3 separate regions of the Mus musculus genome follow, and all the other regions are linked to region 2. Evidence: chromatin loops called from intact Hi-C (ENCODE). Cell type or tissue: heart. All regions are shown on one strand. Links, peaks and the distances in the headings refer to the core of each region. The heading gives the core; the rest is flanking DNA.

What was found. Peaks named below come from ENCODE experiments on the same cell type or tissue, not always from the same donor. Only the 100,000 strongest peaks of a DNase experiment are listed, where the experiment ranks them.
Region 1: a loop joins it to region 2, with 7 times the contacts of the local background. A loop is called at or near these places in 15 of 42 quality-filtered maps.
Region 3: it touches region 2 in a loop (4-fold over the local background); 12 of 42 quality-filtered maps call a loop at or near these places.

The regions. Positions count from the first base shown.
Region 1 is chr17:55,953,554-55,963,898 of GRCm38, forward strand. Ebi3 (Epstein-Barr virus induced gene 3) reads left to right here. Exons shown (of 5, transcript NM_015766.2): 2 at 336-465; 3 at 750-928; 4 at 2,632-2,786; 5 at 3,069-3,469. The coding sequence ends at 3,224. Yju2 (YJU2 splicing factor) reads left to right here and starts at 5,634. Exons shown (of 8, transcript NM_028381.3): 1 at 5,634-5,708; 2 at 7,160-7,260; 3 at 8,466-8,610. The coding sequence starts at 5,685. It overlaps Gm16712 (predicted gene, 16712), which reads right to left and starts at 5,848. Exons shown (of 3, transcript NR_108021.1): 1 at 5,581-5,848; 2 at 3,309-3,423; 3 at 1,218-2,814. It also overlaps a transcript of Zfp119b not described here. In heart, for the core only: a CTCF peak has its summit at 3,748 (motif pointing right); DNase peaks (open chromatin) are centred at 2,768, 3,858, 5,578 and 6,788; H3K4me3 peaks cover 2,677 bases; H3K27ac peaks cover 1,931 bases; H3K27me3 peaks cover 2,637 bases.
Region 2 is chr17:55,697,199-55,707,950 of GRCm38, forward strand. It overlaps Pot1b (protection of telomeres 1B), which reads right to left. Exons shown (of 17, transcript NM_028370.2): 3 at 8,908-8,954; 4 at 2,794-2,908; 5 at 1,259-1,389. The coding sequence starts at 8,916. It also overlaps the pseudogene Gm18648. Among named protein-coding and RNA genes, the nearest start is that of Pot1b, 10 kb to the right of the region's middle. In heart, for the core only: a CTCF peak has its summit at 5,435 (motif pointing right); no DNase peak of the experiment used is centred there.
Region 3 is chr17:55,939,591-55,950,342 of GRCm38, forward strand. Zfp119b (zinc finger protein 119b) reads right to left here and starts at 5,669. Exons shown (of 4, transcript NM_146249.4): 1 at 5,582-5,669; 2 at 1,596-1,722; 3 at 1,339-1,399; 4 at 1-403. The coding sequence starts at 5,584. In heart, for the core only: no CTCF peak of the experiment used is centred there; DNase peaks (open chromatin) are centred at 5,421 and 5,751; H3K4me3 peaks cover 1,723 bases; H3K27ac peaks cover 1,380 bases; H3K27me3 peaks cover 390 bases.

The sequences.
Region 1 (10,345 bases), core at 1-8,000, 250 kb after region 2:
GAAAAAAAGAAGAAAAAAAAAAAAAAACCTCAGGCCAGGCAGTGGTGGCACACGCCTTTAATCCCAGCACTTAGGAGGCAGAGGCAGGTGGATTTCTGAGTTCCAGGCCAGCCTGGTCTACAGAGTGAATTCCAGGACAGTCAGGGCTACACAGAGAAACCCTGTCTCGAAAAACCAAAAAAAAAAAAAAACAAAAAAACAAAAAAACCTCAGTTTTCTCATCTAGAAATTGAGCTAAGAACCTTGGGGTTTGTAGTAAGTATAGGAGCTCATGCTTCCATGCATAACAGGTCCTACATGGCCTACGGAAGCTCCTGTTCCTTTGTCTCCTCCAGCTCTCGTGGCTCTAAGCCAGCCCAGAGTGCAATGCCATGCTTCTCGGTATCCCGTGGCCGTGGACTGCTCCTGGACTCCTCTCCAGGCTCCCAACTCCACCAGATCCACGTCCTTCATTGCCACTTACAGGTCAGAAAATGGAAAGGGTTTAGGAGGAAGCCAAGTATCAAGAGATTCCAATGTCCTGATCCACTCAGGGTAGGAGGCAGCCTAGGCCCCTTGGGAACCTGCTTCTAAAGCAACAGAACAAGTGTGGGGTGTGGGTATTCTAGGGAGTTCTTCAGAATCCACAGTCCCCAAGTCCCCCTGAGCATATCACCCCCTGAGCGTGACCCACAGTCAGCTGTGGGTGAGCTGGGGCCTCACGGGCACCCAGGTTCCTTTCGAGATTCACCATGGTGCTTCCCATGCAGGCTCGGTGTGGCCACCCAGCAGCAGAGCCAGCCCTGCCTACAACGGAGCCCCCAGGCCTCCCGATGCACCATCCCCGACGTGCACCTGTTCTCCACGGTGCCCTACATGCTAAATGTCACTGCAGTGCACCCAGGCGGCGCCAGCAGCAGCCTCCTAGCCTTTGTGGCTGAGCGAATCAGTGAGTGTCTGTCCTCCCTGCCCCTCTCCACCTGCTCCATCCCGTGGCTCCTCCCTGCCGCCGCCCCCCTACCCCCACCCACCTCTTGCTTTGTCCCTGCAGCTTCCATCCTTTGGCTCTGCTCCCGCCTCACAGGCTTCCTGTCGATGCCCCGGGGCCTTTGCATTGCTTCCTTCCTTGGCTTTCCTGGGTCTCTGCTCCAATGTTGGCTCCTCAGTGAGGCCTCCCCAAAAGTATATCATTAAACATAAGCAATAGTCACAGTTAAGAGAGGATGAAAGCCAAAGGTGGTGTACAAGTCTTTAATCCCAGAGGTAGGCAGATCTCTGAGAATTCAAGGCCAGCCTGATCTACAGATCATGTTCAATGCAAGCCAGGGTCACTCCTGAGCACCTGTCTCAGAAAAGAAAGCCAAGAACAAAAGCTGATGCAGGTCGGTGAAAGGCTACACAGCTCTCGAGGGTTTAAACCTGAAGTCTCGACATGATCGCCCAACTCCAATCCTAAGGATCTGCTCAACAGCAATAAAGCTGTTCCTCCCTACCAATCCTTGGCAACATCATTGCTGGCATCCAGAAGGCCAGTGCCCCGTGCGTTCCCATGGAGCGATGGGCACCCAGTGCTTATCTAGCGTTACTCAGCCCTAACAAAGAGAGAGTGGGGCTCTGGCACCAACAGCTGTGGCGGGACCTTGAGGACACTACGCTCAGTGAGCAACCCAGACTCAACCCACCCAGTGTGGGCTGCAGTACAGAGGAGTCTAGAGACAGGAAGCCTGAGTGCTGAGGACAGAGAAGGGTAGGAAGATGGCTTGTGTTGTCATGAAGGAGTGTTCCATAAGTAGGTGGAGTAATGAAAACGCTCTCTGCAGATGCACGGGATGTCTTCTAGCAGAGACTTGTGCTCTCAGAATTGTATCTCAGAAAAGCCCTTCAGCCTACTGGAGACTTGCACTTTTCTTTGCCTGTGCAACCCTTGTGACTTCTATCAGCAGTGATGAGAGCGGTCCAGCAAATGGTTTTTCCTTGAGCAGATAGACGAATGAAGGAATAAATGAATGCCTGCATGACAGATATCAAGTGGATGAGTGAATGATTTAGTAATGAATGAATGCATAATGAGTGAATGAAGGCAGAAATGACATGAGTGCATGCACACGAATGACTTAATGAATGAACGAATGAATGCATGAATGACTTAGTGAATGAGTGAATAAATGCACAACTGACATAATGAATGCATAATGAATACATGAAGGCCATGAGTAAATGAATGAATGACATGAGTGAGTGCATGAACGAATGAATGACTCAATTAGGGAGTGAATGAATGAATTCACAAAGGATACAGTGAATGACCTAATGACTGGGAAATGGATCCCTGAACGAATGAGTGTATAAACGATAAGCGCAAATGAATGAGTTAATGAATCCAGAAACAAATCTGCACTTGAATCAACCAATAAATAAATGTGTGAGTGAGATGGTGAGTAACTGAGTAGAGGAATGAATTAGTGAAGAATTTAGTGAATACGTGAACGAATGAAGTGTGAGTATGAATGAACGGCAGGACGGAGCAAATCCATGAATAGCTGTCTGAGGGCGAAAGCGAACATGTGAATGAATGAGAGTCACAAACGAAGACTTAGTGTGTGAGGGATGAACCGGCAGAGCGGACGCTGACCCCGGTCCTGCTCCCACCAGTCAAGCCGGACCCTCCGGAAGGCGTGCGCCTGCGCACAGCGGGACAGCGCCTGCAGGTGCTCTGGCATCCCCCTGCTTCCTGGCCCTTCCCGGACATCTTCTCTCTCAAGTACCGACTCCGCTACCGGCGCCGAGGAGCCTCTCACTTCCGCCAGGTGAGCTGCGCGCGCAGGGGGGCGTGGTCTGGAAGAAGGAGGAGCACAGAGGTGGATGCTGAGTGAGACTGGGTCCCACTGGGTAATCTCCTGTCTCCGCCTATCGCCTCTGTTGGAGCGTAGAGATTGTTGGTGTGATTCAGCAATAGACTTTACCTGCTTGCTGGGAATTCGAACTCACTGCAAGCTCTTTACCCACCAAGCCAGCTCCCCAGCTCCCCAATGCATTGTGGTCCTTCCCACCTCCTCCTTCCAATGGCCTGACACCCCTTCTCCCCACAGGTGGGACCCATTGAAGCCACGACTTTCACCCTCAGGAACTCGAAACCCCATGCCAAGTATTGCATCCAGGTGTCAGCTCAGGACCTCACAGATTATGGGAAACCAAGTGACTGGAGCCTCCCTGGGCAAGTAGAAAGTGCACCCCATAAGCCCTGAAGAGGGACTGGATCCTTGATATCAGACCCTGATGTCGTCTACTTGAGGGTGGCAGGGTGGCCTGTCCTGAGTCTGAATACTGACTTTCCATGTACTGGGCTGCTCCGAAGCACTGGATAATTCACTTGACTTCTTCAGACCTCAATTTCCAACCCTGTGGGATGATCTTTCTTCTTCTGCCGGTGCGGGGCTTTGTGAACTTTGTGATTTAATTAGAAAGACGGATTAAATAAGAATCATCATCATCGTGGTGTTTTGTTTTGTTTCTTTGTTTCTTTGTTTTGAGACCGGGTTTCTCTGTGTAGCCCTGGCTGACCTAGAACTGACTCTGTAGACCAATCTATCTTCAAACTCACCGAGATCGCTTGCCTCTGCCTCCTAAGTGCTAGGATTAAAGACGTGCACCACCACCCAATAGGAATTACTATTAAAATTAAGAATTCCTCTTTGCCCATTTTAAATTTTTAAATATTTTATTTTCAAATATAAGTAAAGGGTTATGTGCAGTGCCCACTGAGGCCAGACGAGGGCGCCAGAGCCCGTGAAGCAGGAGTACCGGTCCACAGGGTGACTGCTGGGTCTTCAGCTAGAACAGCCTGTGCTCCAGCACAGGAGCGCCTCTTTATCCCTGTCTGTCCATCATGTCCATGGAGTGAGTGACGTTGGGGCTTGTCTGTGTTTGTGTGCACACAGCACACCTCAAGGCCTCATACCTCCAAGGCTTCACCGACTGAGTCATCTCCACGGGCCCCCAAACAAGGCCTTCATGACAAAAAGAAGTTAATGTGGCTCGAGGGTCAGGAGCCTGGGGGGACACAGAATGGTGCTAGCTTCAAAAAGGAATTCCACATGGTACAGTGCATGAAGGGGGGCATGAAAGTGGGAGAAAGGGAGAGGATGGAGCAAGGTGCAAGGCCCTGCAAAAGGACATGGCACAGGAGCTACCTGTAGGAGAATGTTGGAGACACACCCCTAGCACCTGTTTCCTCAGCTAAGAGGAAAATAGGACAAAGCCCAGCCTTGTTGAAATGAGGATATCGAGGGTGGGGGTAGGGATGGAGGATGGTGGCAAGCTAAAGACCAGCCTAGAAATCCTGTTTCAAAAAGACCAAAAGAATAGGAGGAGGAGGAGCAATGGGGGCTGGGCTCAATGCTGGGGCTTGTCATATTTTGTAGGCACAAATAATAAATAAACAAATGTAAAAAACGAATACTAAGCCTGGCAGTGGTGGTGCATGTCTTTAATCCCCAACACTAGAGGCAGCCACAGGCGCATCTTTGTTGAGTTTGAGGCCAACCTGGTCTACAGACTGAGTTCCAGGACAGCCAGCACTACACAGAGAAACCCTGTCTCAAAAACAAAAACAAAACAACAGCAAAGATACTATTTTTTAAAGAAAAAAGTAAAAAGAGTTGGGCACAGTGTCTCTTATTTGTAAACCCAGCACTTGGGAGTCAGAGGGAGGGGAGGACTACTGAGTTTTCAAGGTCAGCCTGGATTACGTGGTGAGTTCCTCTCTCATAAAAGAAGAAACGCACCGGGTGGTGGTGGCACAGGCCTTTAATCCCAGCACTTGGGAGGCAGAGGCAGGCAGGTTTCTGAGTTCGAGACCAGCCTGGTCTATAAAGTGAGTTCCAGAACAGCCAGGACCACACAGAGAAACCCTGTCTCGAAAAAAAAAAAAAAAAAAAAGGAGAAGAAAGAAGAAACGCACGCGCGCACGCACACACCACCACCACCACCAACAAAACACAATGAAAACCAGGCAGGTCACTGATTCCAGGCTTGCAGTAAGATTGTTTCAAATTTAAGGCCAAGCTGGACTGCAGAGTCTGCTCCAGGCCAGCCTGGGCATCTTAGTGAGAGGCTACCTCCCAGCATTAGAGCGCTGGGTGGTGTTTTCTGTGGTAGAGTGCCTGCCTGGCATATGCAAAGACCCTGGATTCCATCCCCAGCAGCAGAAATAAAGAAACTTAAGAAGAAGGAACACCAGAACGGGACATGGTGGCCTTTAATTATTTGGTCCCAGAACTCACAAGCAGGAGGATCTCCTTTAGTTTGTGACCACCCTGAGCTACATAGTGAGTTACAGGACAGCCAGGGACACACAGTGAGACTCTGACTCAAAAAAACAAACAGCATTGTTGATCAGAGTTAGGAGAGAAAATGTTATTATCCCAGGCAGCTTTCTCCATCCTTTCAGTGTGCTAGATAAGCGCACACAGGATCCACATGTCCCGGAACCTTTATTTCGGGTTTCAACTACCGGCACCCGGAAGGGAACGGAAGCGCACTCCCGACTCGGATCGACAAAGATTGCAGCCAATGAGAACGATGAAGCGGGTAGGCACCAACCAGTGAGCCGGCTTAGGAAGTGGCGACACTGAGGCGCTGAATCGGAGAAACTCCCCGTAGACTGAGGACCGCTTCTTCGCTTGTTCGCTGGACAGGAAGCGAAAATGTCGGAACGGAAAGTTTTAAACGTAAGTGCTCAGAGTCTAAATGTTCCTACAGAGGGTGAAGTGTGCGAGGGCTCCGGGCGAGGCGTGCTTCCTTCCGGTCATTTCCTTTTGCAAGCCCCTCTCGCGCACACGCACGCACACGCACGCGCGTCTTCCAGTCGGGCGGGAGCTTTCCAAACTCTTGCCAATCACATTTTTGGGGGCGGTCGTTAGCTTCCCCCTCTCCCCGCCCCCCCCCCCCCAGCTTCGTGAGTAACCAATCATCACCAGGGAAGCGGAGCTTCTGTCACTTTACCCAATTGGGGGCAGGACTGCTTCTTTGTGGGTTTTCCCCAGATCAGATCAGGGGATGTTGTTGGTCACCTCAGTTCTTCCCGGCTTTTGTTGAATTAATATCCGAAACCTTTTGCAGAGATGTCTACATCATGTTGGGGTTTCTGGGGTGACTCAGTCTCCACTCTTGGAAAATTTTGCTCTCCATTTCCTGGATCTGTTTTTTAAATGTTTGCTTTGGGTTAAGGTTTCACTGTACACAGAAGGCCCAGAATGGCCTCGAACTCACAGACCAAAAGTTTGTACACCTAAGATGGGCTATATTCACTTTTTAAAGGATTAGTTTTATTTTCACTTTATGTTTTTCCTTCATGTCTGTCTGTGCAGCACGTTTGTGTGCACTGCCCAGGCTGACTGTAAACTCACAGTTCTGCATCAGCCTCCTGAGTGCTGGTATGACAGTTGTACACCATCATTCCCGTCTACCGCCTGAATTAGCAAAGCTTCCTCTCTCGTGAGCCTGGTTGCCAGTAGGTGTCAAAAGCAGAGCCTCCTTGTTGGTGGTCCACATAGCTTCTTTTTGGGGGAGAGGGGAGTTGTCTCTCTTCAGCCCCCTGTCTCAAATTCCCGGGTGCTGGGTTTGGACATTGGCATGCCAGTAACCCAGAGTGGTTGTCCCTGTGCGCCTCACCCCAGCCTCCCAAGCACACAGAGAGGCCAGAGCCTGTTCTCCCCAAGGAGATTCACTGGCCAGATTTTGCCCTGGGATGGTGCCCTGCAGCCTGTGTGGTACCCTAGTGCAGGTTAGGCCACCATTGACAAGGTCTGATTTATGTCGGGCCTCCATTTCCTCATGAGTGTCTAGAATCTTATCATGTGATAGGCAGCAGGGGTCCACCCTTACTGCAAACCCTGGGCCTCTAGAACCTTCCCTAGAAGGCATGTCACAGCGTAGGAAAGTGACCCACCACACTATATAATTTGTGTTGGAAGCTTGTGCACTCCTCCCTGTCCCAACTTCTCTTCTCATGACTGTGCTTCAAACAGCTCATGTCTGGAAAGGCTCCAGCAAGCTGAATCCTGAGCAGATAGATCCCTTAAACCAGAGTATCCTGCGTCTGCTAACATGGCTCTCAGACCCCATTCCTGCCCGTATGGGACCTGAGCACCAGAAAACAGCAACGCCCTCTTCTCCACAGAAATACTACCCACCTGACTTTGACCCATCGAAGATCCCGAAACTCAAGCTACCCAAGGACCGGCAGTATGTGGTGCGTCTGATGGCCCCCTTCAACATGAGGTGAATCCCTGGGGACATGAGGCTGGAGGCTGATTCTCTGGAGAAACAACAAACAAAGATAATAGTTCCCACCCTCACAGAGTCCCCAACCCCTATCTCAGTAGAAAATCAGAGTGACACTTGGCCCTGCAGGATTTTGGACCCTCTAGTGGCAGCCCTCCTCCTGCCCAGGGCCTTTGCACCACCTATGGCATCTGCCTGCAGATCTCTTGTAGCCAGCTTCTCTGACAGAGCCTGTCTCCCATCTCATCCCAGGCAGGCTGCCAGCCTCCTCTTAGACCTTCACCCCCACTTTCCTGGGTTCAACCAGCTTTGAACCAGACAGTTATTCACACTTGACTGTGTGTGAGAATCACAATCCTGTAAGTCACACCTGTACAGTCACTGAGGATGGAGAAGCTGTCCGTGTGACTAATTGATTATATCTTGTCTTCATTTCTTTGTTTGCTCCTGTCTTAGACACTGTGAACATGGGAGCTCTTAGAAGAGAAAGCATCTAATTGGAGTTTGCTTACAGTTTCAGAGGGTTAGTCCATTGTCACCATGGTGGGGAACATGGCAGTCATGGTGCTTGAGAAGTAGTTGGAGACTACATCCTGATCTGCAGGCAGAAAGAGAGAAACACCAGATGTGCTGTGGGTTTCTGAAACCTCATAACTCACCCCTAGTGACACTTCTCCAGCAAGGCCACACCTCCTAATCATCTTCCTCCTCCCGACCCCCCAAGACTCCTCGGTGACTAAGCATTCAAATCTATGACTCTTAGGGACCATTCTCATCCACACCACCGCACTCCTCTGCAGGCAGTTGTCAGGCACGTATCATTGATGGGGCGAGGGGAGCCTCCTGACCCTCAGAGGCTGGTGGGGAGTGGGAGTCATACCCATCCTCTGTAGTAACACAAGGACACATGAGGCAGGCAGGGCAGGTGGTCTGCCAGCCGGACAGTCAGGGAAGTGTTAGAATCTCAGGCTGCCAGGACAGCAGAGAAAAGGCCCTGAGGTAGGACTAAGCCAGAGGTGTTTGTAGGTACAGCAGTAAACCAGGACAGGAAGTGGGGGGAGCAGCCAGGGTCAGGATTCTGCTGTCCCCTTGGCAGTTCTCAGAAGCTCCATACACCCAGTCCCTCCTACCTATAAGGTACATATGCTGCCACTGGGTGCTAGAGCAGAGGACAGACACTCACGCGCCTGCCCCGGCTGCAGGTGTAAGACGTGTGGAGAATACATCTACAAGGGGAAGAAGTTCAATGCACGAAAGGAAACAGTCCAGAACGAGGCTTACCTGGGCCTGCCAATCTTCCGATTCTACATCAAGTGCACGCGCTGCTTGGCCGAGATCACCTTCAAGGTAGGGGCTTCATTCATTCGCTTTCCCTCTGTGAACACTCCACAAAAGGGCAGAGTGTTGGGAAGGTGCTTGCAGCAGAACCACACACAGAAAAGCCTGCCCACCTGCATGTGTGCAAGGTATGGGATATGTTGCGGGGTCAGGAAAAAATCATGTTGTTCTGGGCCTTGCTTGTTGCTTTGCTTCGACAGTGTCCTGTAGCACAGGCTGGACTCAAACTCCGATGTACTCGGGTGACTGTGATCCTGATCCTCCGGCCTCCACCTCTGGGCTGCTAGGACGGCAGCCTTATGCCACCACATCTGGATAAAAGTCATGATTTTCTTCTGTTCTTTCGTGTTTCTTGGGATGGAGGTCAGAGCTTCACATTCTCTAGGCAAATGTTCTTCCTGAGCCACTGCGCAAGCACAAAAGCCTGAGGACTTGGGGAAAGCTAGGAGAGGAAAAGCACTCTTCCTGTCGGCACCACTGGAGGCTGTGGGGTTTTGGGTTGGTTTAGATTGGGTTGGGTTTTTTTGGTTGGTTGGTTTATTTGGTTGTTATTTTTTCACTATAAGCTTTAACCTAAAAAAAAAAAAAAAATAGGATTTGGAAAAAAAAAAAAAAAAAAGCCGGGCAGTGGTGGCGCACGCCTTTAATCCCAGCACATGGGAGGCAGAGGCAGGCGGATTTCTGAGTTCCAGGACAGCCAGGGCTATACAGAGAACCCTGCCTCGAAGAAAAATAGGAAAAAAAAATAGGACTTGATTAAAGTGAACAAAACATAAGCTTGAGGAAGTTACAGTTTATTTTACATGTGTCACGTTTGTGTGTCTGGTGCCCAGGAAGACCACAAGGGGTGGGCTTAGGTCCCCAGCCACTGGACTTACAGAGTTTGTGAGCCACCATGTCAGCACTGGGAACTGAACCAGCTCCTCTGCAGTGGCAGCCAGGATCTAGCCCCTCATCCCCTTATTTTTGATTAAGGTCTTCTGTAGCCCAGGCTAGCCTCATTCACTTCATGGCCCCCTGCTTCCACCACCCCGACAGACACACGGCACGTTGGGTCATCTGTGTAGTTTGTAAGCAAGAAGATAAAGCTAGATGAGCACACAGCGCAGGGTCACTTTGTGTTTCTGCCTCAACCCTGGGGTGTCGCAATACTGCGGGATGTGCTGCTGCTCAGGGGAGGTGAAAGGCAGCGGTGTCAGGCTGAGTCTCTTCCTTGCCGCTGGGCCGCCAACACAGCGCTCAGGGAAAGTGAAACAGAGTCTACGATGGGATCCACAAGCCCACAGTGAGCTCCGGAGGGGAGGATCCCACTTGGCTGAGTGCCAAATGTAGAGAGGGGCCTCTTCTGGAGACTTAGGCATGGCCTGTATGATGAAGGTTTCCTTTCCCCACCCGCACCCCGTGGCAGTCCTTGATGAAGGGCTTGTCCAGACTGCTTTATTCATGCCAGATGGGGATGCTTACATCTCACTCAGCGTGAACCAGAGATTAAATACCTTTTGCAGAAAGGGATGCCCAGGAAGGGAAACTCATTGACTAAACACTCCAGGCCTATCTTGATAACCTCATTAACATGAAGAACTCAAGGAGTTTTGGGTTTGGTTTGGTTTGGTCAGGAGCTAGTTTGAATTCCCACTGTTCTCAATTATAAGATTTACTGGGGTTCTGAACTTGCTACAACCTTACCAGCTCTTCTGTCTGGTGGCACTGCCCACTGCCTCACAGCCCAGAGGTGTACTAAGGG
Region 2 (10,752 bases), core at 1,393-9,392:
ACTTGCTTTTAAAACCTTATCTTCTAAGCTCTTCTATTCATGGTTAGTATTTTGTTTTTCTTCTTAATTAGCCACTGTAGTATTTCACTGAAATGGTTCTGAATTATGTTACCTCACCATGATGGGCAGAGTTTTGTTCATTTTGGCAAGTCCCTAGCTGAGCTCCTGAAATGGACAAACTTAAGTTACACCTTCTTAGGGTGAATCTGTATGACACTCAAGGATTCCACAAAGCCCTTTCTTTCCAGTGGGGCTCATCCTGCAAACAGCCTTCTTTGTGGAACCTGTAGGTTTTGACCTATGTGCAGGAGAAGCCTTCCTACAGGAAAAGGACTTCTGTGGGATGAGGAAAGTCTTGGTGCTGTCCTACCTGAGCTGGACGAGGTACTTGTTACTGTGTGTGCAAGGCCTGCCACACGCTCCTGTGGTAGTAATGCTTGTGGCTGCTATGGTATATGACCCTAGGTGTTGGAACAAGGTATCCACCACCTTTAATTCTAGTCTTGTTTTCTCTGCTTCCTGCTCTGGCAGTCACATGAGGAACAATGCCACCAACATCTCTACCATGAGACTGAGCCAAATTGAACTTTTCTTTTTTAAGTTGCATCTGAGAATAATTTATCACAAACTAAGAAAAAAACAGTAATTGTTAACAAAGTATAAAGTTATTTAAGCCTCACTAAGCTGGCCCTGCAGCACCCCTACTCTTGCATCTCTCCAGTTCCCTGGTTCTACAATCCTTAAGTGACCTTGCCCTACCTATACAGCATAGCTTTCAGTCAAGTACCCATGGGTAAAACAGACTTATGGCATGTTTTGCATAGCCTTTACTCTTTGGTGCCTTGTCCTGATGAGGTTGAACTGAATTTTAATCTTCCCCTCCTCAGCTTATCAAGACTCCACAGCCCACATTTCAGATGCCTGAAGTCAGCGAGAGCAACAGTAAGACCCAAACTTAAATAAAAGTAAATTAAAAAGGGACAACAGTCTGTGCTTTCACCCTTGACAAATTCTACATGGAAACTGGATAAAATAGATTATATTTGGAAATAAGAGGACAAACTGGATCTAGTCCCCATCACAGTTTCTGAAGCATGTCTTGGGAAGGAGGGCAGGTGATTCACTTAAATAATTGATGCCTGACACCATTTACATTTGTCTCTTAGAATGTTTAATGTCTCTCTCTGAAAAGGCACATAATTACTACTAGCAGACTTCTTCTCCAGTGTATGTCGACTATAGAAAGTATAAAGCACACCTTCAGCCCTTGGAAGCAAACGATGTCTCCAACTTTATAAACGCTGGGAAGGGTATCGTAGTCTCTACTAAAGAGCATGCATGTTAACTTCACATTTGTCTGGTCCACAATCGTGACAACAGAGCAATAATCTGGGAAAAAAATATTTAACACAAATTAAGGTAATTGAAAGTGCTTCTAAAATAGAATATGCTTACTTAAGAATGCCAGAGAAATATTACTCTTCCCTATTATTGTCTTTTAATAAAAAGATAGAACTATCACACTGCAAAAATCAACCTTAAAATATAAAAGGAAATAAATATAAATATTCTATACTGATTTTCTAGAGAAGTAATAACTTTTTAATCACTTTAAAGTCAAGAAAGTAGAAAGAAGTCTATCCTCATCAAATACCCCACAAAATAAATTAATGTAGACATTTTTAAATGAATGCATAACAGTGAATAAGGAAAACAAAGCAAAAAAAGGAAATAAACAAACATCTAAAAAAAAAGAAAGCAATGAAGTTCTAAAGAAATAGTATTTTCCACAGTAAAAGAAGATATGATCTAAAATATCCCCTTTCTGAAAATATTGACAGCCAGATGCAATGCACCTATGCTGTCTGTCACTCCTAAGATGAGAGAATTAGCAGGACACAGTCCAGTAGTTTTATAATGAACGAGAAAAGGACTAATAGCCCCATTTGTGGTGGGATATTACCAATACAGTCAGAGAAATTCAAAACCATTTGATTCTCCTTGTTTTCTATTTTGTTCAATGCTTTGCAATAGTGTGCAGATTCTCAAGTATGAAGGAAGAATAAAGGGATATTGACACTTACAACATACTTATCAAAGAAAAAGTGCATCGGAACATATGCCCTCCTACTGAAGAAATCAGGGTAGGGAATGTCTTATAGTTGGGGATCTAGTGCTGTGATAAAACACCATGGTCAAAAGCAACTTGGGGAAGGACGAGTTTATTTCACCACATAGCTTACAGTCTCACTGATGGAAGTCAGGGCAGGGACTGGAAGGAGATGATGCAGGGGCTGAGGAGATGGTCAGCAGGTGAATTATTTCATCACACAAAAATACTCTTTCACTTCCTCTCCCAACACACCTTATCATCTTGAAACAGTCTACACATTGTATCCATTAATGCATGCTATACTTACCTGGGTTTTTGTTTTTTCTTCCTGTTTTTCATTTTTGTGCCAGACTTGAAAATGACTGATGTGCGACTGTTACAGTACTGGAATGTTTAGTATTTGGTGACATATTTACCTTCATACACAAACTTAATACTTATGTTTCCATGTAACTTAACATCTTTCCAAAATTTTACTTGTATTGTGTTGAGCAAAACTCAGAAATCTAACGACTACATTCACTTCATAAATTAAAATGACTAAAGAACACACATCGGTATTGCTTGGCATCTGAAAATCAGGATTGAAAGTGTTCTGAGACCCAGGTCACAAAAGGAGTTGTGGTCCTGAGTTCCAACAGAGCTCTTGTCCATAAAACACCCGACATCTCAATACTTACCTGTTCCTTTGCTTAAGTACGGAGGCTTAAAGAACTTCACAACACCACAGACATTGACAACAGTGCCTTCCTTAAGTAGATTTAGGGGTGTGTATGTAGAAGGTGCTACTGGGGCCTAAAGAAAGAAAGAATAGCTGGTGAATTTAGCAGAATTTAGCAGGTGATTTACATTTTTCAATATTATGATAACACCTGTAAATTACCAAGCTTATATTATTTCACTTTAGAAGATTTATCCTGAAGAAAATGACTTCCTGGGGAAGAGGTAGTGACAATAGATAACAATGTACAGCTTCAGCATTCTGCTAGCAGCCTTCAGACGAAAATGTAGAACTCTCAGCTCCTCCTGCACCATGCCTGCCTGGATGCTGCCATGTTCCTACCTTGATGATAATGGACTGAACCTCTAAACCTAATATCAATTGCCTCCAAACATGGTGCTGGCAACGGCTTTGGTGATATCAACAGGTGGAAGAAAATGGCAGACTCAATGGAGTCAACTCCTCTGCCTTCAGTCGAGGATCAACTGGCTGTCCTTTGCCCTTCTCAGGAGCTTCTAGAGTACTATCAGAAGAAAATGGCTAATTGTGAGTCAGAGAATGAAGACCTGCTGAAGAAGCTAATCTCTACAGAGACGCTTGCGAAGAGCAGCATAAACGTGAGTGGAACTTGCAGCAGAGGGAGGAAGAGATTGCGGAATTGCAGAAAGCCCTAATATGCAGGTCTGCCTCTTCCAGGAAAGGGAACACGTTTTACAACTCTACTCAGAAAAAGACTGACTAAGAATCAGAGAACTGGAAGCCAAGAAAAAGATTCAGAAGCTGTTAGCTCTTGTGGGGCCAGGAGCTGGTCAGGTGACCTATTTTCATAAGGAGCCTCCCCACAAAGTCAGCATTCTCCTGAAGACTCTCCGGGCTGCAGATGTGTGTGAGCCTTCTGCTTCTAAAGCAGACCCTGGAGTAAGCAGAAGACAAGTAAGAATAAAGGACAAAGAGGACATTTCTGAGCGCAACCAGAGGGACACAGAGACACTCCTCCTGCAGGTGGAAGCATTTCAGGTGCAGCTGGGAGAGCAGATGAAGCTTTCTAGAGAGCAAGTTGAAGGGAAGGGCTCATGGATCAGAGTCGAGGATATCCAAGTTCAGCACCAGAGAAACCAAGAGAAAATTAAGGAGCTGACCAAGTCTCTCCATAATACCCAAGAACTGCTCTACGAGAACACCAAGGACTTTCTACAACTAAAATTTGAAAACCAAAATAAAGAGAAGGTATGGATGCTTGAGAAAGATCACCTGATGTCAAAGATTATGCAGTATAGAGCACACTGTAAGAAGAAAGAAAACAAACTTGGAAAAGTAGTTCCCATTTTACACGAGAGTCATCATGCTCAAAATGAATATACTAATTCTCCTAAGGATAAGCTAATACAAGAGAAAAAGCTATCCAACACGTACCAAGAACAGTACATTTCTCTAGAAGAAGAACTTGTTCGAATTCGGGAGGAAGGAGGAGGAAGGAGAGAGATCTTCAAGGATCACAAGATGGGTAAGCGCTTACAGATAATGACAAAGACCTATAATGCTGTGGAGCATTGAACAATCCTGGAAGTAGAAGGCTTCAAGCCAGACATTAAGGTTCTCCGACAGAAGCTGAGAGACCTGGAGCAAATGCTCTATAAGGCAACTATGAACAGCACCCATGGAAATCAGGACCTGGCCATGCTGTGTGAAGTCCGTGACAGCAACAGGAGAGCTCCTAAGACACGGGGAGAACTGAAGAACCTCAAGTCTACAGTGTTTGGTCTGGAGAATGAGCTTAGGCTGTGCCACTGTCTCCTTTCAGGGTTGGCTTCTGGAAACCTGAGGCAAGGTCTCCTGTTCCCAAAAAGCGGACATGGAGTTTTCCAGAGTAGTGGCATCAATTTTAATAAAGATGGTGTTAAGGGCATGATAGCTCACACCTATAATCCCAGCACTTGGGAATCTGAAGCAGGAGGATTGCTGCAAATTCATGGTACAGGCAGGTGGATCTCTGTGACTCATGGCCATGGCCACCCTGGTCTACAATAGTGACTTCTAGGCCATCCAAGGCTACTTAATGAGACCCTGTCTCCAAAAAAACCAAAAACAAAACCAGAGAGGAAAAGAAGAAAATCAGTGGCAAACCTGGCACTGGCAAAGCTGCCGTGGCAGACTGATGTCTCACCATCCTTTTATATATTGACAGGCTTTTGTCTTTAAAGTCGGTGATGTAGCTTATCTGGTGAAGTGCTGTCAAGCATACAGAAAGCCCTGGTTCTCTCACTAGCACCCCCTAAAGCCAGGTTTGGTGGCTCACCTATAGTCAGCACTGGAGAAAGGTACATGTAGGAGAACCTGAAGTTCCCATCCACCCTTGGCTATATGGTGAGTTCCAGGCTAGCCTGGGCTACATAAGACCATGTCTAAAAATGAAAACCAGAAACAAACAAACACACAGAAAAGAAAAGGAAAACTTAGGAAGAGCCATTTTGTTGAGCTTGGCTAAATGTCAGTGGGGGAATGTGTTTCCTGAAGACCAAAATCATTCACTCAAGTCATTCACTCAGGAATTACATACACATGGGCAGATTCACAGACTTAGCTGTGTTCTAAGTGACTGACCACCAGGGGGCAGCACAGCCCTTACTCTCAAAATTAGTCATAAAGAAAAAGGGTGTTAGAGTAGGCAAAACCAAAATGATAATTTATGTGAAAAAGTTTGGCATTTTATTCATATTTTTTAAATTAGTCAAATTAAGTATTTTCAATAAAATACGTGGTTTAAAATATAAAAAAAAAACAATGTACAGCTTCAGAAGATTATACTATTGATAACAACTAGTTCATCTATTGAAATCAATGCATCAGCCTATAACAGCTTAAATACTAATTATACTTCTTTAACAAGAAAGTATAAAAAAATCCATTAAAATTTAGAAGCTGGCAAGCTGGAAGACAATCCTTTCAACTCTGTGTGTCATCAACGTTACAGCTCTAAGAGTCTTCCTGACGGAGATGAGTGAGGGCATCTCTGGAAGCCCAGGGGGCGACCACAGCTCTGTGCTCTCAAGGACCTGGAGCCCATCAATTACCATGGAGCTCAGGAAAAGAAACAGAAAGAAAAGCCCTGGCCGAAGCTCTGAGAATGCATCCAGTATTCTAACGTTAACAAGCATGTCCCTGACACTGTGATGAGTGGGAGAGCTAGCAGAGCTTAGGGATATGAACCACTATTTACTCAAATGCACAAACAACAAAAACACTTTTAAATTATTAATTTGTCATTCCACAAAAATTAGTCACTACCCATTTAATAGGTAAGTTACTATTTTCAATATAAAATAATACATTGATTTTTATATATACTCAATTCTCTTACAAGTTAGGTTAATGTACCCTTCAATAAAAATTATCTGTAACTATTACACATAAATTCACTCAATAATTCCAAGTAAACAAGTAGTCAATCTGTCTTCCTTGATGACAGTACAACGTGGGGTCCCTAAGAGTAGTCTATAGAAGGTAGGAGGCACTGAAACCATTTTGAACTTAAGAGACAAACATATAGAGGGAAGAATTAACAGGGCTAGGTAAGGGGAATGATTAGCGAATGTGTATCACTGGTAGGTGGTAGCATGGAACAAAACAAAATCCACAGAGCAAACTGTACTTAAAAGCACTTGGACATAACTTTACATCAGGGATCTGCAAGCGATCTGTTGAGGTGATGCAAAAAGCTATGTCTCATATCTGTAACAAAAACATACACTTTTTATAGCAGCTTCCCATGTTCTAGGCTGATAACATGAGCTCATACTCCCTTTTGTGATGGTGCTAACTGGGGCATTTCATTGTTTTATGGTTAATAGTATAAGAACAAGAATATTCCTGCCCAGAATAACCTTGCAAACAGATCTTAAATGTGACCAGTGTTGCTACCAAGTAAGATTTTGTTTTCTGGTTTGAGGCACAGTCTCCTTGAGAGACCCAGTATGTGATCCTACTGCCTAATTCTCTTGAGTAATGGCATGCTAGGACCACAGCATGTGCCAGCACAGTTAAGCTAAGAGTTTTTTGGTTTGGGTGACTTTGTTTGTTTTTTAATAACTGTCACAAATGATCAACCTCTGCAGCATTAGATCACAGAGATCTAGGAAATCACTTTTAAATACACTAAAACATATTCATGTGGCAGCTGGAGGCTTTCTATTATAAACTATGATAATACACTAAAGATAATCTGATAACATCTTCAAAAAACACTCAGTATATGCATCCCCTATCTATATTTTGCAAAGACATGAAAGGCTTTTATTATGTCTTGCAGGCTTAAGACAAAGCTTGTTATAGAGTGAGGACATGTGTATCCAAGGACTAGGGACTAAAGAAGTAGCCCAGAGACAGCATTGACTGTCATTTGCAAGAGCCTAGGTTTAATGCCCAGAACCAACTGAACAATACAACAACCACAACCAGACCTCACAAACAAACAAAAACCCCATCAGTAAATCTTATATTCAGTGAAATATAATTTACAGCAGTGGATAAAAAGCAAGACAATATCTGCCTAAAATGTGAAAATCGGGGCTACAGGGCTGGAGAGATGGTCAGCAGGAAGCACTGGCCATGACTGTGTGAGGCTCGAGTACCGTGGTCAATGCTAGGTAGGTGTGCAGCTACCCTGCACTTACAATGCTCTGGAGACAGAGTCAGAGGATCTTGGGAGCAAGCTGACCAGCAGAACAAGAATTAGCGAGCTCTGAGTTTGATGAGACAGCATGCCTCAGAATATATGGTGGAGAGAGAGACAGAAAGACACCGGAACATCTGTTGTTGGCATCTGCATGTACTTCCCAGCTACACACAGTGGTTAAAGGCCACTTACTTGCAGAGGACCATGGCTTGGTTTCTAGCACCCATACTGAGTGGCTCACAAAACATTTATAACCTTAGTTCCATGAGATCCAATGCCTCTGGCCTCTGTGAGCACCTGCACAAAAGTGGTGCCCAAAAACTGAAGCAGGCGTACACACATACACGGAAATGCAAATAAATAAGCAATAAACATGAGTACCATTACATTATCAACACATTGCTTTCTTTGCAGGTTTACTCAGCTGTGAGTACAGGAGCTTTCTGTCTGCTGCATTAGACACCAAACTTTTTTTTTTTTTTTTTTTTTTTTTTTTTAGCTAACAGCTCATCTCTGCTCCTGATCTCTCAGTTCCTCAGACAAACCATTTGGAACAGAGCTATGAGGTCTGAAACTGCAATCGGCTTTCCACCAATTGTTAACATACATGTTAGCAAAGAGCAGATTAAAAAACAGATCCATATATTTGTGAGCTGTCAAGTGAAATACATTTCTTTTTTTTTCCATTTTTTATTAGGTATTTAGCTCATTTACATTTCCAATGCTATCCCAAAATTCCCCATACCCACCCCCCCCAATCCCCTACCCACCCACTCCCACTTTTTGGCCCTGGCGTTCCCCTGTACTGGGGCATATAAAGTTTGCGTGTCCAATGGGCCTCTCTTTCCAGTGATGGCCGACTAGGCCATCTTTTGATACATATGCAGCTAGAGTCAAGAGCTCCGGGGTACTGGTTAGTTCATAATGTGACACCAAACTTTTATAAAAAGCAAAAATTGGTTCTAAAAGAAAGTATCACAAATATAAAGGGTTTTATGGATATAATCTGTTAAATCACGGTGCATAAAAACTGATTGTAATACAAGCTGGCAAAAAACAGAAGAAATTAATTTGCCTGTGGCTTAAAATAATAAAAACTGAAATGTCTTCACAAAGCTTTTTTTTCTTCTTATGTCTGTAGAGCTTATGAGGAGATATTATACATAATGAAGATAACAAAACAATCAAATATTAGGTAAATATATGACTATAATATAACATCATCTTATAAAAAAAAGTACAGGTATCAGTTTTCTATTTTATTGTCACTAGAGAAAAATTCAAATAAAAAGTAGGCTAGTTGGACATCAAACTATAAAGTAGATCAAGTTATGAAGCAGATGGGTAAGTGTATGGATTCATGTCACTGTATATACTAAATGAAATTAAATATCACCTTACCGAAGACATTGCTCTGTGGAAAATCCCTTTACAGATTTACCCCAACCCTGAAAACAAAACAGACAAGGTTTATTTGTATGCATGTTACCTCCAAATATTTTGAATTACAGTTAACTGTAAACTTACTAGCACTCAAGTTCCCCATGGTGGCTCTTACAACTGCACCCTCCGCCTGCTTCCACTGGCATCTCAACTCAGCTGCACAGGCCCCACCCCAACTCAAACACACACATGCGCATAACTTAAAAAGTTCATATAGGTAGAAAATTGGCGTTGATACTTGTTTTTTTCACTTGCACAGAACCATCCCAGACTTTCCCCAAGTAGCAGTCATTTCATCTATAAATTTGATCATCTTCAATCTTATTTACTATGTTTTAATATCAAAAAAAGGCCACTGCAGGCCATATAAGGCCTTTGGTGATACTAAAACCATCAAATTGATCTGGAGGCTCAACTAAATCATATCAAAGCCTTTACCAAAGAGGCATTTACAGGTTTGGTAGGGAACAAAGTAGAAAAGGGGGAAGGAAATGCATTCACAAAGAATGGTAAGAGAAAAATCCATTTTCCCTAAAAGGGCTAATACATTATTTAAAATGAACTTAAGTACATATCAAAGTACCTAGAAGTAGAAATAACTGCAATCACTAACATGAGCTCTGCATGTCTATCTAAGCCTCAATGAATATGATGGCAGGATATTTCAAACAAGGAGCCTCATATAGGATGGCAGTTGCATGGACACTCAGCAGCTTAGTCTGTTAAACACACTCTATGAGGTTCACTCAGTGCCTCTATCACTCACAATGCATTTCTGTGAATAACAGATCATGACTGCAGGTTTAAAAGACTCTCGTTTATACATGGAGGCTTTCTAAAAGCAGAAATCTGGTTGTTTCTTTTGGTTTGTTTGTTTAATTGAAAGCATCCAACTGTTTTATATGCTGCTGTTCTAGTATGTTCTGCTCTAGACATCAGACAGGGAACACTTAGGGAACAGCAGATACAGAGGGTTCTGTTTGAGGTTCCCTAACCTGCTTAGAGAACAGACAGGCCAAAGACAACAGCCTACGTTTATCCCCTAATAACAACTTCATTAAACAAGATCAGACTCAGCACAGAGGAAGAGACTAACAACCCAACATTACATCCAAGCACATAGGAACTTTGTGTTATCTGCCCCTCTGATGAATTTTCTTTTCCTAGTTGTTTGTTCCTGTTGTTTGTTTTGTTTGCCATGGACAATTTTAATCGGGTAGTAAATGATTCCGAAGGGGGGAGGAGTGTATTCGAGCCTCAACTCTATACCTTCTTTTACTGTGTCATTTTTACAGCTTGTGTACACTGTTAACTCTTATCTGCTGCTAGTCTGTCTACTGTTGGTTTATTTTGACAAATTCAATTCATTGAGAACATTTCCAATTCTACACGTGTACTGGCTAGTTTTGTGTCAACTTGACACAGCTGGAGTTATCACAGAGAAAGGAGCCTCAGTTGAGGAAATGCCTCCATGAGATCCAACTGTAAGACATTTTCTCAATTAGTGATCAAGGGGGAAAGGCCCCTTGTGGGTGGGACCATCTCTGGGCTGGTAGTCTTGGGTTCTATAAGAGAGCAGGCTGAGCAAGCCAGGGGAAGCAAGCCAGTAAAGAACATCCCTCCATGGCCTCTGCATCAGCTCCTGCTCCCTGACCTGCTTGAGTTCCAGTCCTGACTTCCTTTGGTGATGAACAGCAGTATGGAAGTGTAAGCTAAATAAATCCTTTCCTCCCCAACTTGTTTCTTGGTCATGATGTTTGTGCAGGAATAGAAACCCTGACTAAGACAACACACAACTCAAAT
Region 3 (10,752 bases), core at 1,156-9,155, 240 kb after region 2:
TATTTGAAGATACCTGGGATGGGTTAAGCTTTTACTACTTGGCTCACATTTATCACTTCCTTTTCCCATATGAGTTTGGTCATGTCTCTGAAGAGAACAACTCAGAGCTTTACCACACTGACTGCATTCATAACATTCTCCTATAGAGTGAGTCACACTACACGTGCAAAGTGAACCAGGACAGACAGGAGATTTTCCACTTTCCTTGTCCACAGAGGGCTTTTCTCCAGTGTCAGTATTTTGATGTATTCCCACTGAGGCTGGAAAACCAAGTACTTGTAAACTTGTATCACATTCACCTCCTCTTTTCACAAAGGGGGTGACTACATATCTTCTTCTAATTGTTCTAGGAAAGAGATTGGTACACTGCTTCTTTCCATATGCAGAGGGACAGTTGATACACCTATTCAAGGAAGAATAACAAATAAAAGGTGTTCACATTGCATTCACATGCTTTAACTTTTTGTTCCTCATAGACATGTGCTTTAGGGATTCAAGTTTCTCCACTACAACACCTTCTTGACTCTCATAAACTACCTCTCTCACTATACTATGGTACATCCTACAAGTATATGAATAACACTAGCTTCACTATGGAGGATTTGCTTAAAGCAGGTCTTGGACATACATTAATCCCCTAACCAATGTGTTCGCATTTTCTGATACTTGAGTGGTGTAAAACTAAGTGGTTGGACTGTTGTTTTTAAAACAAAATCCCAAACATTAGATTTACCAAATGAAGACTCGAGAGCCAGATGCTGTGGTGAAAGCCTGCTAGCTCAAGGGAGGCAGAGAAAACACCTAGATGACCTTCCTACTCCACCAATGTCCCAGAAGGTAAAAGCTCCTTCTGCTGCTCCATGCTCTCTTAAATACCCTGGAACCCAAAGATCCTCCTTTTTCTTTCCTGGGTTTTCTCCCTGTCAACTGGTCAACTGCTCTGCCTCTTGACCTATCATTCACTTTACTTAACACTTGTTTACAGAGAGCTCTTGGTGTGTGCTAGAGCTGAGCCATACCACCACAACAAACAGCCTTTTCCAGTTCACAATCTTGGGTTCAGAATGTGATCAAATGTCCTGCAACAAAGGACAGTACTACAACATGGTTCTCAAGTGGCTATGATTAAAGCTGTGACATCTGTTAAGGCCCTATGTCTTTTTCTTGTTTATTAAAGGAATAATTTGTAAACACCTGACATTAAGAAATATGGTATGTGAGAATTTAATAAACCTTACAAAGCTGTGCTTGGTTAAACTTTCTTTTTTCATTAAAATTTTAGGGTGCATTAAAATTTCTTCAGAGACACCTATGTATCAGCTTGCACATAAAAATTACCTTCCATGTCTTCCAGAACTCTGATGTTGATCCTCAATATTGTGGTCTTCCCATTTGTAGCCTAAAACACGGTACCAGAAATGTATATTACTAGAAATTATGCAAAATTTAACTTGTTATTCTTATTGAACTTTAGAACAATGTTTGATTTATTTACCAATTCTTCCTCTTTCACAATCAAAATCACAGAAGAACACCCATCTCTAACAAAGTCATGTCCCCTTAAGTTGAAAATGAAGGAAAATTCACATAATTACCTATACAAGTAAGGTTCCAGTAGGTTTCCAGCATCACATCTTTGTAGAGACTCTTCTGAGAAGGATCCAGCAAAGCCCATTCTTCTTGAGAGAAGTTTACATGCACATCCTCATAGGTCACTGCATCCTAAAGTATACGATGAATGTACATATATAAATATACACACATACATATGGTGAAGCTGACTACATTTTAAGTGTACACTTCATTGCATATATATTTAGATAATTCTATGTACTAGACATACTAATTCCGTGTCAGAGAATTTCAAATGCAATCACCAACTCATTTTAGAAGGAAACAGTAAAGACGAATCAAGCCTCTCATTTCTGTTCACACTGAGTAAGAGAGAGACTGCATTGTAGGAGAAATGCCTACTAATATATACAAAGAGACACAAACAGAGCAGCATAATTGAGGCTACATCAGCAAAACTACATCAAAATTATTAACGGCTAACATGGGGAAAACATGGGCTGGTGTGGTAGCACTCACTTTTAATCCCAGCCTCAGGACACAGAGGTAGGTGAATCTCTATGATTTCCAGGACAACCTGGTCTACATAGTGATCTTCAGGACATCAAAAGTTACATAAAGTGACCCTGTCCCAAGGAAACACACACACACACACACACACACACACCAAGATAGAAAGCACAGAGAGGCTCATACAAAATTCCTCCGAAGAGTTAAATGACTTCAGTGAACACCAGGCTTCCCCATGCTCACATCAATAGTTATAAGCAAAAGACTCACGCACATATTTTACAATTAAAAACAAAGCAAAACAAAACAAAAAAACATAGGGAGTGCCATAACCTGCACTCCAATTTCTAGAGATCAGTATTAATATCATGTATGTAATGCCATTCTGGTGTAAAAAAAATTATAGCCTCTGACAAAGTTTAAACGTCAAGATGTGGGTAAAGCTCAGAATAATAACAAATGTTAAGACATGTAGGAAAACAGAGACAAAAATATAAACATAAAAATATCAAATTAGAAAAATGCCTTCTCAAAGAAAAGCAAATGCTTCTATTTTACATTCCATTAAGTATGGATAGGGTCTGAAGTGGTGGTGAATAACATTACCTTTTCCTCCCATAATTAAACACTTTGCTGTGTGGTACAGCACCCTCACAACACATTCTCTATTTGTGCAAAGAAGAGCATGTGCGTTTTCTTTAATGGCCCTAGTCTCACTGATAACTACTGAATCGGTTCCAGCACATGACTGCGGTCTAAATTTACTTACACCTCTTTTTCTTTACAACCACACAGGTGACATTAATTTCTGTCCCTGTTGTGTCTCTTTTTCTCTGTGACCCTGTATGAGTCATGAGTAATAACCGTGCCACAGACTCAATATTTTGTCTAGAGATCAGTCCATTATCCTTTCATTTAGCCTTGATTTCACAAGACAGAATAAGGAGAGAATATGTCAAGTTATTATACAAACAACCTGTCTTAGTGACTGTCCGATGGCTGTGAAAGTGCAATATGACCAAGGCAACTCTAATAATGGAATACATTTGGGAGTGATTATAGTGATAGTCCATTGTCATCTTGAAAGGAAGCATCATGATAGGCAGGCATGGGGCTGAGTGTTACATCCTGATACACAGGCAGACAACAGAAAGAAACACCTGCCTTGCTCTGGTCTTTTGAAACCTCAAAAAGTCACCTAGAATTACACACCTGAACAAATAAGACAAACCTTCTCCCATAGGTCATACTGCTTAAGTTTACACAGTTCTACTAATTGAAGACCAAGCAACCAAAAATAGGACCATGAGGCTGTTGAGCTAATATAAACCATGACAGGTACATAACCTAAGTAGAAAGCAGCTCTGAAGGGAAAAAAGTGAAAGAAAATAAAGGAAGTAGAGAAAGGGGGAAAGAGAGAAAAAAGAAAATGAGAAAAAGACAAAGACAATATTTCATCCGAACAGTGAGGAACCAGCTCCTCTCAGTAGGTTATAGGCTTCCTTAATATAACCTTCCCTAGCCTCTCCAGGAAGAGATTAAACAATTGGAGGCCCCCAAACTGCAGCTTAAGTCCTTATCTTTTTTCTGAGTACATGGTATTATTCCTCGTTTCCCTCCCTGCACCATTCCCTCATGGAACCTGGAAAACCTTGGATGAGGTCAGGAGGAAGCAATGAAGGCACTCTCTCGCGTGCTTAAAGTGTGACTGTTGTAGATGATGCCGTGTGGGAGCTGCATTTCTAGCTGTGCAGACGTGCAACACAAGGTTATCAAGGCTTTCAATGTGATTCAACTATTTAACTAGTTGAAATGTGGAAGTCTTACATTCCAGCCAACAAGGAGATCTGTCTGATCACAGCTCAGATCATACTCAATTGGAATAACATGAGGCAAAGCAATACTTTGAGTCTGAGGACTGAGAAGGTAAAATAGGTAGATGACAAAGCGTGCCTTCCACAATACAATCTATATGGTAAGACAAGGATGGAATCAACTGTCTCTGCTTGAGGCCATGGACATCTATCTTCTATTCCATAACTGTGGGGAGGTCTACCTGCCTAGACCATGACATAGGTACCATCTCCTTCTATGTTTATGCCAACCTCGTAAAAGGGTATTTCTAAGGAAAAGGCTGTAGCACTTTACATTTAACCTTTGAGAAGATGGAAGATGGCCTCACCTTAGCAGGAAATGACCTAACCTTGAGTAGAAAGCAACTGTGTAGTATGCTGCCATCTTGGCTAGTATGCTAAAATATCACAATGCAGAATTTGAGCTATAAATTCAACAAATGCCCAATAAAAAGTGTCACCATTTTTGATACCAAAGGAAACTGATGAAAATAAGTAACCAAGAATGAAAAAAATAATCAACACACAAAACTGGACATATACTAAACACAGCGATAACCTGACATCAAAACCTCAAACAGCTGCAATAAAGAAAGAAAATATAAACAGCAAGAAAAAAAAATAAGCAGACAGATAGACAAAAGATAGAAAATATTTCTTCCAAATAGGGAAGAGACAACTCCTTTGGCTGGGATACAGGTTTTCTTAATATAACCTTCCTTACCTTGTCTAAGTAGAGATTAAACAATTGGAGGCCTGCAAACTCAGGGGTTTTTTGTTATGTTTTTTCTGTTTGTTGTTGTTCTTTTGTTTGGTTTGGTTTTGGCTTTTTCAAGACAGGGATTCTCTGTGTAGCCCTGGCTGTCCTGGACCTCACTCTGTAGACCAGGCTGGCCTCGAACTCAGAAATCCACCTGCCTCTGCCTCCCAAGTGCTGGGATTAAAGGCGTGCGCCACCACTGCCTGACCAAACTCAGATCTAAGTATGTATCTTTTCTCTGTATTATCCCTTGTTTCCCTCCCCACCCAGTTCTCTCAGGGAACCGGAAAAACCTGCCTGCACAGTACTTCCTGGGAAAGAATAGAGATCAACAGAACATGAGAACAAACTTAGACAGAAAAAAAAAAAAATACACAAGTAAAATAGAGTAAATGTTGATGAAAGAGACCAGGAAACCCAGTGAGCCTGGCCTTACTAACACACGTTACTGGACGGTCAAGGCATCTACAAGTCTGTGTCGATGGCAAACACTTTGCATCTGCACAGAGCTAACTGCGGACGGATCCTACTCCTGAACATCAAGTGCCAAGTGCAGAACTTGTAGAAGACACCGGAGAAACTAGGGTTCTCCATGTCAGCATATCTGCCTTCCCTGGACACAGGAAAAGCAGCTGAGGCGCTCACTGCATGGTGACGTCAGCAACAAGGATGTTTTCACTCCAGGACCCGCGCCCCACACTCTGCGCAGGCGCAGCCCGGGATCGAAGTCAGACGTCGCGCTTCCGCTCCGGAGGTGCAGGGACCTCAGGTGAACAAACGCAATCACGCCGGGCGGCGAGTCTGACCGCCGGTTCCCGCACCCCGGGAGGAACCCAACACAGTCTCCCGCGGCTCCTCCCCGCGTGGGGACGGCGGCCCCGCTCACCATGGCGTGGAGACCGAGCTCGCCCCGCTCTCCTCACAGCTCCCGGCAGCGGGTGGCAGACCAGGACACAGAACCACAAGAGCCTCCCTCAGACCCGAGCCCGAACCTTTAGTATTAGGGAACGGAAGTGCTCTCCCCATTCTGGCTAGCGGATCCATGCGGCCGTGATTGGCTAGTGAGGAATGAGTGACAGCTCCCCTAGACACCGAGGGCTGTGAAGTGTCACAGCACAGTGGTTCCCAGTCCTGGTCTCCGCTCAGGCACAGAACTGTCCCAGACGCGGAGAGACAGGGACATATCGCCACAGAACTTGCGCCTGTTAGCGTACAGGCAGGTCCACAAACCTACTCTCGGGGACCTAGCAGAGACTTCTGTCATCAGATGCCATCATTTGCTGATGCCACCAGGCGCGCCCGGTCTGTTTCAGGATGAATGTATCCACCTAAGCCACCGGAGCTCTCTCCCTACTCAGCAGGCCGTCTCTCTGTTCCCCGTGTGCGCTTCTTTCTCTCTCTGTCTGTCATGTCCACTTCTCTGCCTCTGTCCCTTCCCCAGGACCTCAGTCCCCCAACCCCCACCCCCAATAAAGTTTTTTTACACCAGATGCATGGCGTAATTTCTCAGGACACACTTCGGCTCGATCTGCCAAAGCTACTTCACCTTACTATATAATGTTTCCTAACAGCAGGACTGCAGTCGTCCCTGCTCTGCTGCACCCAGGAGGCTATTTAATCTAGGCACAAGGTCTCTAGCATACACAGATCACTAAACAACCTCAAGTGGAGTGATCCACCTGCCTCACAGCCAAAAGGGCACCCAGACTATCCAGGTCAAATTTAAACCTCCTGGTTGATATTCACCGGGCATCAACCATTTTTTAAAAAGACTCATCTAAATTGCTCACACTTCTCTCAGTTAAACACTGGTAGCCAAAACACACATTCCCAGCCTTTAGTGGTTGCACTGGCTCATCATGCCAGCACTTGGGAAATGGAGTCAGGACATCAAAAGTTTAAGCCTAGTATAAAGAGTAGTTCCAGGACAGCCAGGGAGGGATACACAAAGCAATCCTGTCTCACAAAAAAAAAAAAAGTTTAAACCAGCTTGGTCTATGAACCCAAACACCAACTATTCTGGCCCCCAAAGGGGAGGTGACCAGGGTGAGAACCTGGGAGGAGAAGACAAAAATAGAAAGTTTGGGGTCACTATGTCTTGCATAACATGATGGCTCATGTTAAGCAAGTTTTTTCAGATGATATACAGCTCTGATACACTATAGGTGGAGAATGAGACAGTCAGCAGAAAGATAATTTAGCAATGTTGGCTAGAAGGACACAGGATAGATACCTCATAGTGAGCACACACTGGCCATGAGACTGATACCCATGAGACTGATAACTGAAGACCGTGGTTCCTTTGACTCCTTCAAGATGCTTGCCCAAGCACCAGACCAGACCTTCCCAAGTCTGCTCTTGGAGAGGTCACAAAAGCAATGATCCCTTGGTGCTTTCATCGGGGCATCTGAGAAAGCCTTGGATAGGCCTAGCTCCCCAAAGACCCACCTCCAACCTAAACAAAAACACATATGAAAATAGGAACCCAAGAATCAATTCATGGACAGCTAGTGCTGAGAAAGAAAGAGTAGGAGAGATTGGAGATGACAGCTACATGATAGGGAATAATAAACTACTAATGGCACCAAAAGTTGATTTTTTTTAAAACCATAATTGAAACACCTTTAGCTAAACTACCTTTTGAAAAAAGGCCGACACAAATTGCTAATTTCTCACATGCATTTAGAGTCAAGAGTGGTGGTCTGTTCTTGGAATCCCACCACATGGAATGGTGAGTCCGAAGCATCACAAGTTTAAGGCCTGGTATGACTACAGGCTGTGTTTACAAAATACTTGGTTAACTTAGCCAGACCCTTCCTCAAAATAACTTTTCTATTATGCTCAGTGGATTCTGGCCACACATGGGAGGGGCTCTAGAATGAGTGCCCGGGTTTTTTTGTTGTTGGTTTGTTTGTTTGTTTGTTTGTTTGTTTGTTTTTAATGAAAGTAGAGCTACTACAACCAACATACTGAAATAGGTGGATCAGAAGGGAATACTGTGAGAGGAACCAGGTAGTTTGCTCAGTAAGGAAGGACACTTGCAATCAAGTGTGATATCCTGAGGTCAATACACAGGAGAGAAGCCACTCCTCCAACTTGTCCTCTGACCTTTACATATGTGCTATGGTATGTTTGCTCACACATGTCTCAATGGCACAGATTCAGATTTTTGTTTTGTTTTGTTTTGTTTTGTTTGTTTTGTTTTCGAGACAGGGTTTCTCTGTATAGCCCTGGCTGTCCTGGAACTCACTTTGTAGACCAGGCTGGCCTTGAACTCAGAAATCCACCTGCCTCTGTCTCCCAAGTGCTGGGATTAAAGGCATGTGCCACCACTGCCCAGCAAATTCAGAATTTTTAAACAGAAATCAATACAAACAAAAAAAATTTAAAAATCACCAAGACAGAGAAAATCCGGCAGAATAGCTAGCTGTGTGTTAGTACAACCACTGCTCAAAATAGACCTTCACCACACTGCCAGCGTCACACTAGGAAGCAGAGCATTCACAGTTCCCACCAACTTCCTACAACTGAAGAGTATTTCACGGAAATTCCTATCTCCTGGGCAGTTCCTGCTGGATTAAACAACTAATGCTATTCTGAGTTGACAAAGAAAAAAATTTAAGAAAGAAAGACAAAAAGCAAAGAAATCTATACTAAAATGAGTGAAGTAAACCGTGAAGACGGGACCTGTCCAATCACAGCCTTAGGAGGATGCACCAAGGTCTCTCTCTGGGGCGGGGACTTTGCCTTTGGCCTGCTCAGGCAGTGCTTACACAGCATCCAGACTGAAGACGGGATCTATTCTGTGGCCATCGGCTCTTTACAATAGTTCATTTGTGACAGGAACCATTTCTTGTGGGAACGCTGAGGCTCTGGGACCCCAAGAGAGGGCTTTTCATCACGCATCTAGGCAGTGACTCCCCCTACTGAAGTCCTGTGACATTACATATGCTACTGTGATCTTCACAGGGGTCCTGGGTACATGACATCTACCCACGGCCAACCTCCTGCTGAAGTGCTGTGTAGATGTGCAACAGGGGTCTGAGAGCTTGGCTGCATGCCTTCCATCTGATAGACCCCACTCAGCCTCAGGACAGGCCACTCCTTCCTTCCAGCCTTATAAGGACCTTCTCACCTGGAAGAAAAAGTGACGCCTCACTTCCTACTGCTCCTATGCCTGTGTTCCCTGTACCTGAAGCCCTGACTACAGGAAGTTGGAGATGACTCCGTGATAGTGAATCCCCATTCCAAAGACCTGCAATCTTAGAATGTACCTGAACTCAGGGGTTACCTTTAGGGCTAGAGGAAATGTATGGTCTGGCAAGGCCAACCCTAACCCCAAAACTTTTGTAGTACTATGACACCTACATGAGGTGAGGGACTCCCACCATCCCAGCCAGAAAGGAAAGTATGGTGACTTGAACCTCTGCTGGCATCATCCATCTACTGAGCCATATCCCCACTCTGACCAGCCTCTTAGGGGCTGAGGTCCCGTTTCTGGGGCATTCGTCTGGTTTTGCTATGAAACTGAGAAAGCACAGAGGAAATTTGCTAGTTTCTGAGCTAGTCATACCTCAAGGCAGCTATGAAAAATCTGCTATGATGTTCTTTTTGCTTTAAAAAAACAAAAGTTCAATTTAAAAATATGAAAAATAGCTGGGCAGTGGTGGCGCATGCCTTTAATCCCACCACTTGGGAATCAGAGGCAGGCAGATTTCTGAGTTCGAGGCCAGCCTGATCTACAGAGTGAGTTCCAGGACAGCCAGAGCTGCACAGAGAAACCCTGTCTCAAAAAATCAAAAATAATTTATATATATGAAAAATATCCATCAAAAATCTGCAGTCTCTTAATTCATTGTTGTATAGAGAAGATCCATCAATGTAAGGACAGGATTTTAGTCGTCAATTCAACTTATCTAATATTATGTCTTAACTTACCAACCAAGATGTCAGTTACCCGCATACATGTCTCTCTGCTAAGTCAGCCATCAGTTCCCAGGGAGATCTTGGGAACTTAAACTTTACTCAACCCCTCCTCAAAATGGAAGAAATAGTTCTTTGGGGCTATTTCAATCTTTGTTGTCAGGACATTGGCAGTTCAGTTCACACAAATCAGCACCGGTAGCTCTATCCACGTGCAAACACTATCCATGAATCAGCAATGGCAGTTCAATCCAGAAGAAACCACAAGGCTCTGCCAATTGGTCCAAATCTGTAGAAGTGACAAGAAGTCACCAGAATAGTATGAGAAGTTCTTTGATGTGTTTTTCTCTACAAAAAAAAAAAAAAATCTAAGCCTACATTTCCAAGGTGACCTTGCTGGAGTCATGTGCCTCCCCAATTATGACCTAATGTGAAATTAAGATAGCCATGATGACCACAACCAGGAGTTCTATGGTGACCCTTCTCTTTTTGAGAGTGTAGTGAGTGGGATGCTCAGCTATTTCAGCTGTGGGCTGTACTAGTACAAGTACTGAATCAGCTTGGCTCCAAGCCTGAATCCATGACCTTTTACCAAGCTGCCCAGTAGAGGTGCAGAAGTCACTGATTTCTGCTTGCCTCATCATGGCTGTTCATGGAGCCCCTCCCCTTACCAGATCATAGCTTGGTCCCAAGAAGGAGGCTCTAAAGGTGCAGCAGGCCGCCCTGTGTGGGACTGTGAAAGGCAGCCCATTTTCTGGCTGAGCTAGGTTCAAACCTCGGAAACCCAACAGATTGATCTTCAAGGGACAGGAGGCCAGTTTGCCATGTTCCCAGACATAGACTCCTGACGAGAGGATCCAGCTCCATAATTCTGTGGCCATCAGTCACGTAGGCTGTCCAGACTCCACCCCGACAGTTACCTGGCAATAGCTAGGTATGCTCCTCCCCACAGTTACCCTGCAACAGCAAGGTAACCCAGCCCACTACAAAAGGATCTGCTTGCCCCCCCTCTCTCTCTTGCCTCTCTCTCTTGCCGCTCTCTTGCCTCTCTTGCCTCTCTCTCTTGCTTCTCTTGCTTTCTCTCTAGCCCTTTTGCTCCCTCTCTCCCCCTCCCTTCTTCCCTTCTTCCATGTG